Regions from separate parts of the Mus musculus genome. Here region 1 is linked to region 2. A link is a loop called in an ENCODE intact Hi-C map of the cell type or tissue named here. Cell type or tissue: heart. All regions are shown on one strand. Each heading gives the region's core, and the rest is flanking DNA. Links, peaks and the distances in the headings are about the cores only. Region 1 overlaps Disc1 (disrupted in schizophrenia 1). Region 2 has its middle 4.8 kb from the start of Sipa1l2.

Evidence for each region. Hi-C counts contacts between places; a loop is a spot of excess contacts. Peaks named below come from ENCODE experiments on the same cell type or tissue, not always from the same donor. Only the 100,000 strongest peaks of a DNase experiment are listed, where the experiment ranks them.
Region 1: it touches region 2 in a loop (2.6-fold over the local background); 7 of 42 quality-filtered maps call a loop at or near these places.

The regions. Positions count from the first base shown.
Region 1 is chr8:125,114,951-125,119,345 of GRCm38, reverse strand. All of the region lies in intron 3 of Disc1 (disrupted in schizophrenia 1), which reads right to left. Among named protein-coding and RNA genes, the nearest start is that of Disc1, 63 kb to the right of the region's middle. In heart, for the core only: a CTCF peak has its summit at 2,526 (motif pointing left); no DNase peak of the experiment used is centred there; H3K27ac peaks cover 722 bases.
Region 2 is chr8:125,572,505-125,576,899 of GRCm38, reverse strand. No RefSeq gene overlaps it. Among named protein-coding and RNA genes, the nearest start is that of Sipa1l2, 4.8 kb to the right of the region's middle. In heart, for the core only: a CTCF peak has its summit at 2,407 (motif pointing left); no DNase peak of the experiment used is centred there; H3K27ac peaks cover 802 bases.

The DNA.
Region 1 (4,395 bases), core at 208-4,207, 460 kb after region 2:
CCCACTGAGAGACCTTGCCTCAATGAATAAGGTTAAAAGCAACAGGGGAAGATTCTCTACATCAACCAAGGGTCTCCACATGTATGAGCATGCTCATCCCTGCACACACATGCAAACGCACACATACACACATGCACACTCACACACACACACACACACACACACACAAGATTCCCTATAGCAACCTAGGGCCTCCACATGCATGAGCATACTCATCCCTGCATAAGCATGCAAACACACATATACACACATGCACATGTACACACACACATGCAAACATGAGTAATAGAGGAAGATTCCCTATGTCAACCAAAGGTCTCCATATTCATGAGCATACTCATCCATACACACACAAACATACACACATTCAAACACACATGCACACACATGCAGATATGAACAATAGAGAAAAATTCCCTATATCAACCTAAAGTCTCCACATGCATGGGCATACTTATCTCTGCATACACATACATCTGTCCACACATATGCAAACACATGTGTGTGTGTGTATGTGTGTGTGTGCATATATATGGAAAAGGTGTCTGAAGCCATGTTTGATGCTGTCCTGCCTCACATGGTCTTGGGTGTTCTCCCAGCAGGGAGTTTGGTTCAGAGCCTTCCTTGCGCTCAGCCTGCGTGTTCACACCCTGCGCACACCCTCAAGCTTCCTCCATTTCCATTTCTTCTGCCTCCGGCCTAGACAGGGCTGCCCCGCCAGGGTTCTGAGAGCTCTCCCCTTCATTCCTACACAGAGCTGACACTGCAGTTCCTGTGGCTGCAGGCGCATGAGCAGGTGCATCAAGGGCGTCAGAACACCTGCCACAGCCCGGCGTTGCACTGGGCACTCGCACACATCTTGTTACAAAGCACACCTTCCGTGGGGCATGGTGATGCTCACCTGGAGTTACAGCAGTAGGAGGCTGAGGAAGGAAGGAGGGTTGCTGTGAGTCTGAGGCTAGCTTGGGCTACATAGTTGTGGGAGGGAAGAGGAGTGGAAAGGACCTGTATTGTCCTGGCCAGTTAGTGATGGGGCAAGACTCCTGCATCATTGCCAATTCTTTAAAGTATCCATCCCGGCATTTTCAGCTAAAATTGGGCAATCTGAGCACGCCCAGAGGCATGTCAGGCTGTCACTTCAATTTTTCACACAGATGGTTTGAGACTTTTTCTTTCTTTTTCTTTTTCTAAGACAGGGTCTCTCTACATAGCTCTGACTGCTCTGGAACTCATTGGCTAGCCTCAGACAAGAGGTCTACCTCTCTCTCCATCGAGTGCTGGGGTTAAAGGCAGGTGCCACAGTGCCCAGTGTGACTTTTCTTTTTCAATTATGATCTTAACCTGAGCATGTTCAGGAATGACACTTCGGCGTGTGATAAGTACAGATTCTGCCTGCTAAATAAACCCCCATGAGTCCTTTGTTTGGGGAGACCATTGCCTGGGAAATAACTTTGTCATCTCCCCTCTGCAGGTAAGAACTCTTCCGTTCCTCTTCCTCCTCGGAGCTGACTTTGGTTTTGTGCTTGCTACAGTGATAAGCCCCTGCATCCGATTTCAGAACTCCTCGAAGGAGATGATCACTTCTAATATGCAAACTCGCAGTAGATACAGAGAGAGCCATGGATGTACACACACATATATTTCCACATCTCTTCTATCTGTTCTACTCAGAGGGCCTGGAGAACTGCCAGCCCAGACGCAAACATTATCCTCCGGGACGGAAGCAGAGCCCCCAGGCTGAGACAGCATCAAGATGAGGTGAGTCTAGATTATCTTATACCAAAACACTTAGAAAGCACTGGGAGACTGAGGCTCTGTCAATAGAACACAGGGGGCCACCTGAAGACGTTCATATATCAGATGACTTGAGCATCAGAACAGATGATAATGACAGCCCTCTTCATCCCCTTGTAGCAAAGTGAGGCCTGAGCACAGTGCTGACAGAATGCTTTGTGGTGAGAGGAAGCAGGGAACAGGTGAGCTGGTTCCCAGGGACTGTATGCTAAGACCCTCTAAGCTGTATCATTACCAAAAGGAAACGATAGCTCTGAGGTGGTGACGCCTAAAACCACAGCTTGTCAGTGATGACGGTGGATATCCAGGGTGGGACAGGACAGGCATAGGTTCTTGCAGGTCCCTGTCAGAGGAAGTGGAAGCCTCCGCTGCACCTGAGTCATCAATCAGATCAGTACAAGTTCTTCACATCCCCAAACATCCAGAGTCACAACTGCAGGCGATTGCATTGCTAAAGAGAAGGAGGAGAGGGAGGGGGAAAAGAAGGAGGAAGAAGAAGGAGGATGGGGCAGGAGTCACTGGCATTGGGAGTGAGACAGGTTCTAAGCCTGTGACACAGACTCTTCTCCAGGGACCCAAATTCTTTCCTAAAGGGCAGCAGAAGTATGTCTAAATCAACTTCATGACTTGGAAGCTACAGAGTAGTGGCCTGGGGACATATCCTTGTTTAGAGACATAGATCTTAGTCCTGGAGGGCAAGGAGGCACCATGGCTATAGCGTGCTGCCATCAAGTGGCCAAGCAAAGATCTGCAATGACTTGTGTGTTCAGTCATAGTCACAGAACGAGGGGCAAATGTGAGCTCAGCCTGTGACTTCCCTGATTTCTAAGTAAGTCATTTTCACTATGAGTTAAGCCAGCATCCTGTGCAGCCTTTTTGAAGCCTCCTCTTCCTCCCTCCTCTTTAGTGGTTGAGGAGACAGGGTTTGCTTCCCTTGTGTGATGGTTTGAATAGGCATGGCCCCCGTAGACTCATAGGTTTGAATGCTTGGTCATTAGGGAGTGGCATCATTTGATAGGGATTCGGAGGTGTGGCCTTGTTGGAGGAGATGTGTCTCTGGGAGTGGGCTTTGGGTTTCAAATGCTCAAGCCAGGCCCGGTGTCTCTCTCTGAGTCCTGCTGTATCTGGATGTAGAACTCTCAGCTCCTTCTCCAGCACCATGTCTGCCTGCATGCCACCATGCTTCCTGCCATGCTGACAATGGACTAAACCTCTGAAACCATAAGCCAGCCCCAATCAAAATGCTCTCCTTTAGATGAACTACCTTGGCCACGGGGTCTCTTCACAGCAACAGAACATTGACTAAGACACCTTGACTCTCTTTCTTTTAACCCTGTGTTGTTTGGAACGCTCTGCAACACAGTGAATATGAATTCCTGTGGTAAGCCGGGCAGTGGTGGAGCATGCCTTTGATTCCAGCACTTGGGTGGCAGAGGCAGGTAGATTTCTGAGTTTGAGGCCAGCCTGGTCTACAAAGAGAGTTCCAGGACAGCCAGGGCTATACAGAGAAACCCTGTCTCAAAAAACAAACAAAAACAACAAAAACAAAACAAAATGAATTCCTGTGGTAGATCCAGGCCAGCGTACTGAGGAATATGCTGCACACATGGGTGTCCAACAAATGCAGCTGGCCAATGATTTAACAGAAATAATGTAATAAGAAAGAGAAATAGTGTTTACACTTTGTAAATAGAGATGAATAACAAGAACAAGTGAACAAATTCGAAATTCATCAAAAAGAAAAGGTGCCCACAAGCAGTGAGAAAAACCAGACATTGAAGAAAACCTTCTGACTGGCAAAATCTCTTGCAGGTGCGAATATTACACGACAGAGGATTTCAGGACAGAAACGCCAGCCGTCACCTCACTCTACTTCAGAGCAAGAGGATTTGTTAGGTCACTGTGTTGTTAATGGTTAATCTTCTTATTGCTGTTAATTTTATGATCACAGTTAATTTTCTTGTTGCTGTGACAAAACACCTGACCCCCACACAAGGGGGGATTAATTTTAGCTCACTGGTCAAGGTGGCAGGACCTTGAGGCAGCTGGTCACATGGAGTCCACAGCCAGGAGTCATGTGGCACCCAGAGTCGGGAGGCAAAACGAGATGAATGCTGGCACTCAGCTCGCTTTCTCCTTTTCAGTGAAGTCCAAGTCCCCAGCCTGTGAAATGGTGCTTCCCATATTGAAGGCAGGTATTCCCTCCTCAGACCTCTCTGGAAACACTCTTGAAGAAACACCCAGAAATATATATGATTCAAGATCCCTTTGACAAGAAAGATTAACCATCATACACATAAATCTATTAACGTTTAACGAGGCTCATCCGCTACCCTTAGTCCATCAGTACTAAGGGCCCGCTTTACTACTGCGCTACAAAAACACCCAGAAGGACAACAAATGAACAGTCGAGCATTCGCGTAAGTATTTATGAAGCAGAAACTTTACATAAAGACATCTTGCTAAGTAGATTGGATTCCAGTTATGTATCTGCCCGTGGGATGACAGAATACATGGTATGAGCAATATTCTTAGAGACAGGTGACCAGTCTGCACCCGATGGGGCCTCTCTGGCTGCAGCCATCAACATCTTCGAGAGTC
Region 2 (4,395 bases), core at 82-4,081:
ACCCTTGAGGGATCTGAAACAAGGCGTAGTGATTGATCCCATGAGGGAGGGCATGCAAGAGCACAAGGGAGCAGAGGGATTGGAAGAGATCCAGCAGGAGACAAGACATACAGACAGTGAAATGGACAGACAACTTCTGCTGCTTTCCAGGTCACATAGGATAGTGTGGGGGCAGAATTGGACCAGAAACACAGATGGGCACATGAGAACACAGAAGGCCTGACTGAGGGCTGGAGGAGAGCAAGAGGGCAGAGAGCAGGGGAGAAGTCTGGTGGCCATGCCAGATGAATTGGTAGCCTGTTCCTGAAGCAGGAACTGCAGCAGACAGAGCCTAGTGAGGTCTCAAGTTAGCAGGGGTTTGGAAACAGTCGATGTGAGATATTCTTGTGGATCTAGAGAGTCACCGGCTGGTGATAGTTCCTTTCTGGATCATGGAGGCCAGAGAAAGAAGGCACCCCAGGAGGGACTGGCAGCCACAGTGTGGCATATCATCACAACATCTATCCCGGATGCTTAGCGAACACAGTCTGGGGGAGGGGAGGGAGCTTGATAGACTGGGTGTCCACCATTGAGCCACAGACAAAATCCGTGATTCACTTGAGGGGAGAGTGTTGGATGCTTCCCTGTGGTGGCTGCCACAAGCCCCTTGCTTAGTCATTCCTTACCATTTTTGGAAATAAGGAAGTAAAATGTTGTTGCTGTCAGGTTTCTTTTTTCTTTTCTTTTCTTTTTCTTCCTTCTTTCTTTCTTTCTTTCTTTTTTTTTTTTTTTTTTGGCTGATTCTCTGATTTCAGTTTCTGGGAACATTGGGGTCAGGAGGACCAAGGTCCTTTGGCTTTGTTTTATGTTTCCTTCTCTTTCTGGGAGGTTCTTGTTCTGTTTCTAAACTCAGGGCAATCCTCTTGTCTCAAGCTCCTGAGAGCGGAGATTACCTGCATGAGCCACCACGCCTGGCTCCCTTCTCTCTAATTGCACACTGGCTTTGAGACATGAACTCTCTCAACAACAAAAGCATGTTCATGTATCCAGTCTTCAGGTTTGTGGCTAGAATTGGCACAGCTTGCCCTTGGCCACACTTGGTGACTCTTTGGCTGCCTTTTGCTCTTCTTGCTTTTCTGTCTCTCGCCAGCATTTTTTCCATTGAGGTCCCCACCGGAAGTAAGGAGTGTAGCTATAAGGCAGACAAGCAGATGTCAGGCGGAGGAGGCATCTCCACGTGGAACTGGGGTGCGGTAACTACCGGGACTTGACAGATATTTTATATTCCTCCTCATTTCTCCCTTGTAACTTGTAAGAATCTCCCCCAAACATCTGTTTCTTTCTGTGTTTTAAGTGTTGTAAACATTTCCACCTCTGCATTTGGATGAGACCGTGGTAGGATTCAGATCTGAAATGCCCTCAAAGGTTCATGGGTTTAAGGGTTGGTTCCCTGTGGGGCTGCGTTCAGAGGCGGGGCTCTGTGAAGACTGGAACACAAGGGTTCTGACGTCATCGGCGAATCGATCCTTCGCCTGTCTACAATTGGTGGGCTATTGCTGGAGCGTACTGGGAAATTAGAATGGGGGGTCTTTAAAGGAAGGTAGGCCCTTCAGACTGTGCTTCAAATGGGTTTCCCCCACTTCTGTGCTCCCTTTCCTCGCTAAGGTGAGCAGCTCTGCTCTATTCAAGGCAGTCCACCTTGCTGCTTTACCTCACTGCAACAGAGACAGAAGCCGGAGAGGCAAGTGAGCGTGGAGCAAATTCTCTAAATTGACTTTCTCAAGGCTTGTGTCATGGAAGCTGACAAACAAGAACTTCCCCCAGAGCAGAGACCAGACAAGAAGCAATGCACCGGCACAGTGTTTTCCCCATATTGCTTCCAACTTCTTTAAACCAAGGGCGTATTGGTTTTTTTGCCACCTGGTATTTCAGAGTGACTCAGGAATTGTCACCAAGTACTTTGAGGTGCCTAATGTAATGCTTTGCACAATGAAAATGCTTACATATTATTTTTAAAATTAAATTCATCATCACCACCATCATTTGTATCTGTGCACAGAGTATACCTAGGCACTCATGTAGAGGTCAGTGGACAACCTTTAAGTGGCTATTTTCTCCTTATACTCTGGGTCCCAAGGATCTAACTCTGGTCACTAGGCTTACACAACAGCCAACCTACATGGCCCCCGAGCTGTTTAGTATGCAAATGACAATGTTAAAATGTTCCTGAAGACCTCCGTGGTTTGCCAAATGACAGGTGGCTGTAGATTCATAGCCAGTATCAAAAAGAAATCACAGGTACAAAGTGAATACACATGTATATAAATGGATATAAATGTTTTCTTGTATCGATCTCTCAAGAATTATTGCTTGGCAGACTGCGTGTGCAGCTCCTGAACCTCACTATTGGTAGACGCCATCTAGTGGTGAGAAATAACAGCTGCTCACAGATCAGTCCAATGTACAATGCATTGTTATTGTGCAATAACAAAGTAAAAGACACTGGCTTAGTGTGTCTTAGGAACACACTTAGAGGATGAAGGTGTGACCCTGAAGTCTGCTCTGGTGTGATGTAGGAGAAGCAGCCCCCTTGTCTTCCTGCAATGCGTTCATGTGCTGTCTCTCAGTCACCAACTTCTTGCCCAGCCCCATCCTAAGTCAGGCAGTGGAAACAGTGAACATGGCTCCTGCCCTGTTTTCTGTACTCAGAGGCCTCACTCACCTCTGTCCTTGGGCCTTTATCATCCACTTTACCTATTTAGAGGAGAAACTAGAATTTTAAGATGTTACTTATGTAGCTATACACATATATAAGATGTTACTTATGTATCTAGCTACACACATATATAAGATGTTACTTATATGGCTACACACATACATAAGATGCTACTTTGTAGCTACACACACTTCCAAACTAGACTCAGTCCTCTGAGCTGAGTACCTGGGAACTTCTAAGTCCTCTGCTGACCAGACTCAGAGTGGGAGCAGTGATAGACTCTTCTGGGTTGACCTGTAGCTTCTGCTCCTCCTTCCTCCCTCCTTACACCGAGGCACCAGAAAAGAAATCATCCACCATCCTGGAAGTCTTAGAGGTTCCTGGGGTGGGCCACAGACCAACATATAGGATTCCTCATCGGTGAAACACACAGTTAAGATCAGGAAAAACTTAGTCAGATCAAAGGTACCTGTCAATAAGGTTTTGTTTTTGTTTTGTTTTTGACAGGATCTCAAGTAGTAGCCCAGGCATGCCTGCAACTAAACTATGTAGCCCAGGCTGGCCTAGAGCTTGCAGCAATCTTCCTGCCTTGGTCTCCTAAGTGCCAGGATTACAGGTGTGGGCTATCATGCCCAACTTTACCTTTAGTTTGATCACTCCATCCGATTCGTCTTTCTGGGTCTCTGTGGAGATCTAGGCTACTTTAGGTTCACGGTGACATTTTAAATATGACAGCTTTTCACAGCTTAAATCTGCTCCCTGCAGAAATGCAGCTATGTTTCCTCTTCCTGAGGGCAGCTGCCTCCTTACTTAAGGAAGACTGTCTTCTTCTGTTGTTACCAGAGTGCCCTGGGAAGAGCAGGTTTCCATGTGTGCTTACAGAGCTGAGGTTTTTACAGGTGGCATTCGTGGGCCAACTCCTGGGACAGTATATACATTATGTCATACAATGGCAATTAGCACATGGTCCTATAATACACTGTTCATTTGGTTTTCACTTCAAACGAATACAGGCCTTGCTTTGGTCAGGACTAGTGGCATATCCCAATTAGGACATCAGGCCCACACACCGAGGGCTTTACCCACTGATGATACATTTCTCCAGCCACTGAAGCCACTTCTTAAAACCCTGTTGTGGCCGGAGGGGTGGCTGAGTGGTTAAGAGCCCTGACTGCTCTTTCAGAGATCTTTACTTCAATTCCCAGCACCCACATGGCAGCTCACAGCCGTCTATAACTGTAGTCCTGTGGCATCTAATGCCCTCTTCTGGTGTGTAAATGCACATGCAGGTAAAACATCCATAAGCACAAAATACATGAATAGACATAAATAGATACATTCTTGCCAGGTGTGGTGGTGCACAACTTTACTCCCAACACTTGGGAGGCAGAGACAGACAGATCTTTGTGAATTCAAGGCCAGTGTGGTCTACACAGCAAGGTCAGGACAGCCAGAAGCGCATAGAGATACCTAGTTTCAAAACAACAATAACAACAAAAAGCAACCAACCAACCAATCAACCAAAAAAACCCAAATGATGCAGGACCTGGCATTTGCTATTGTACTCACATGGCCACACCCTGTTGTGAGAGGCTTCTACTGTGGAAGATAGGGGAAGAAGCATAGCCATAGGCTGGACACATGTGCGACAAACCCCAACCCCAAGCAAACAGGACTAGCAGAAGACAGTGGCATCCATG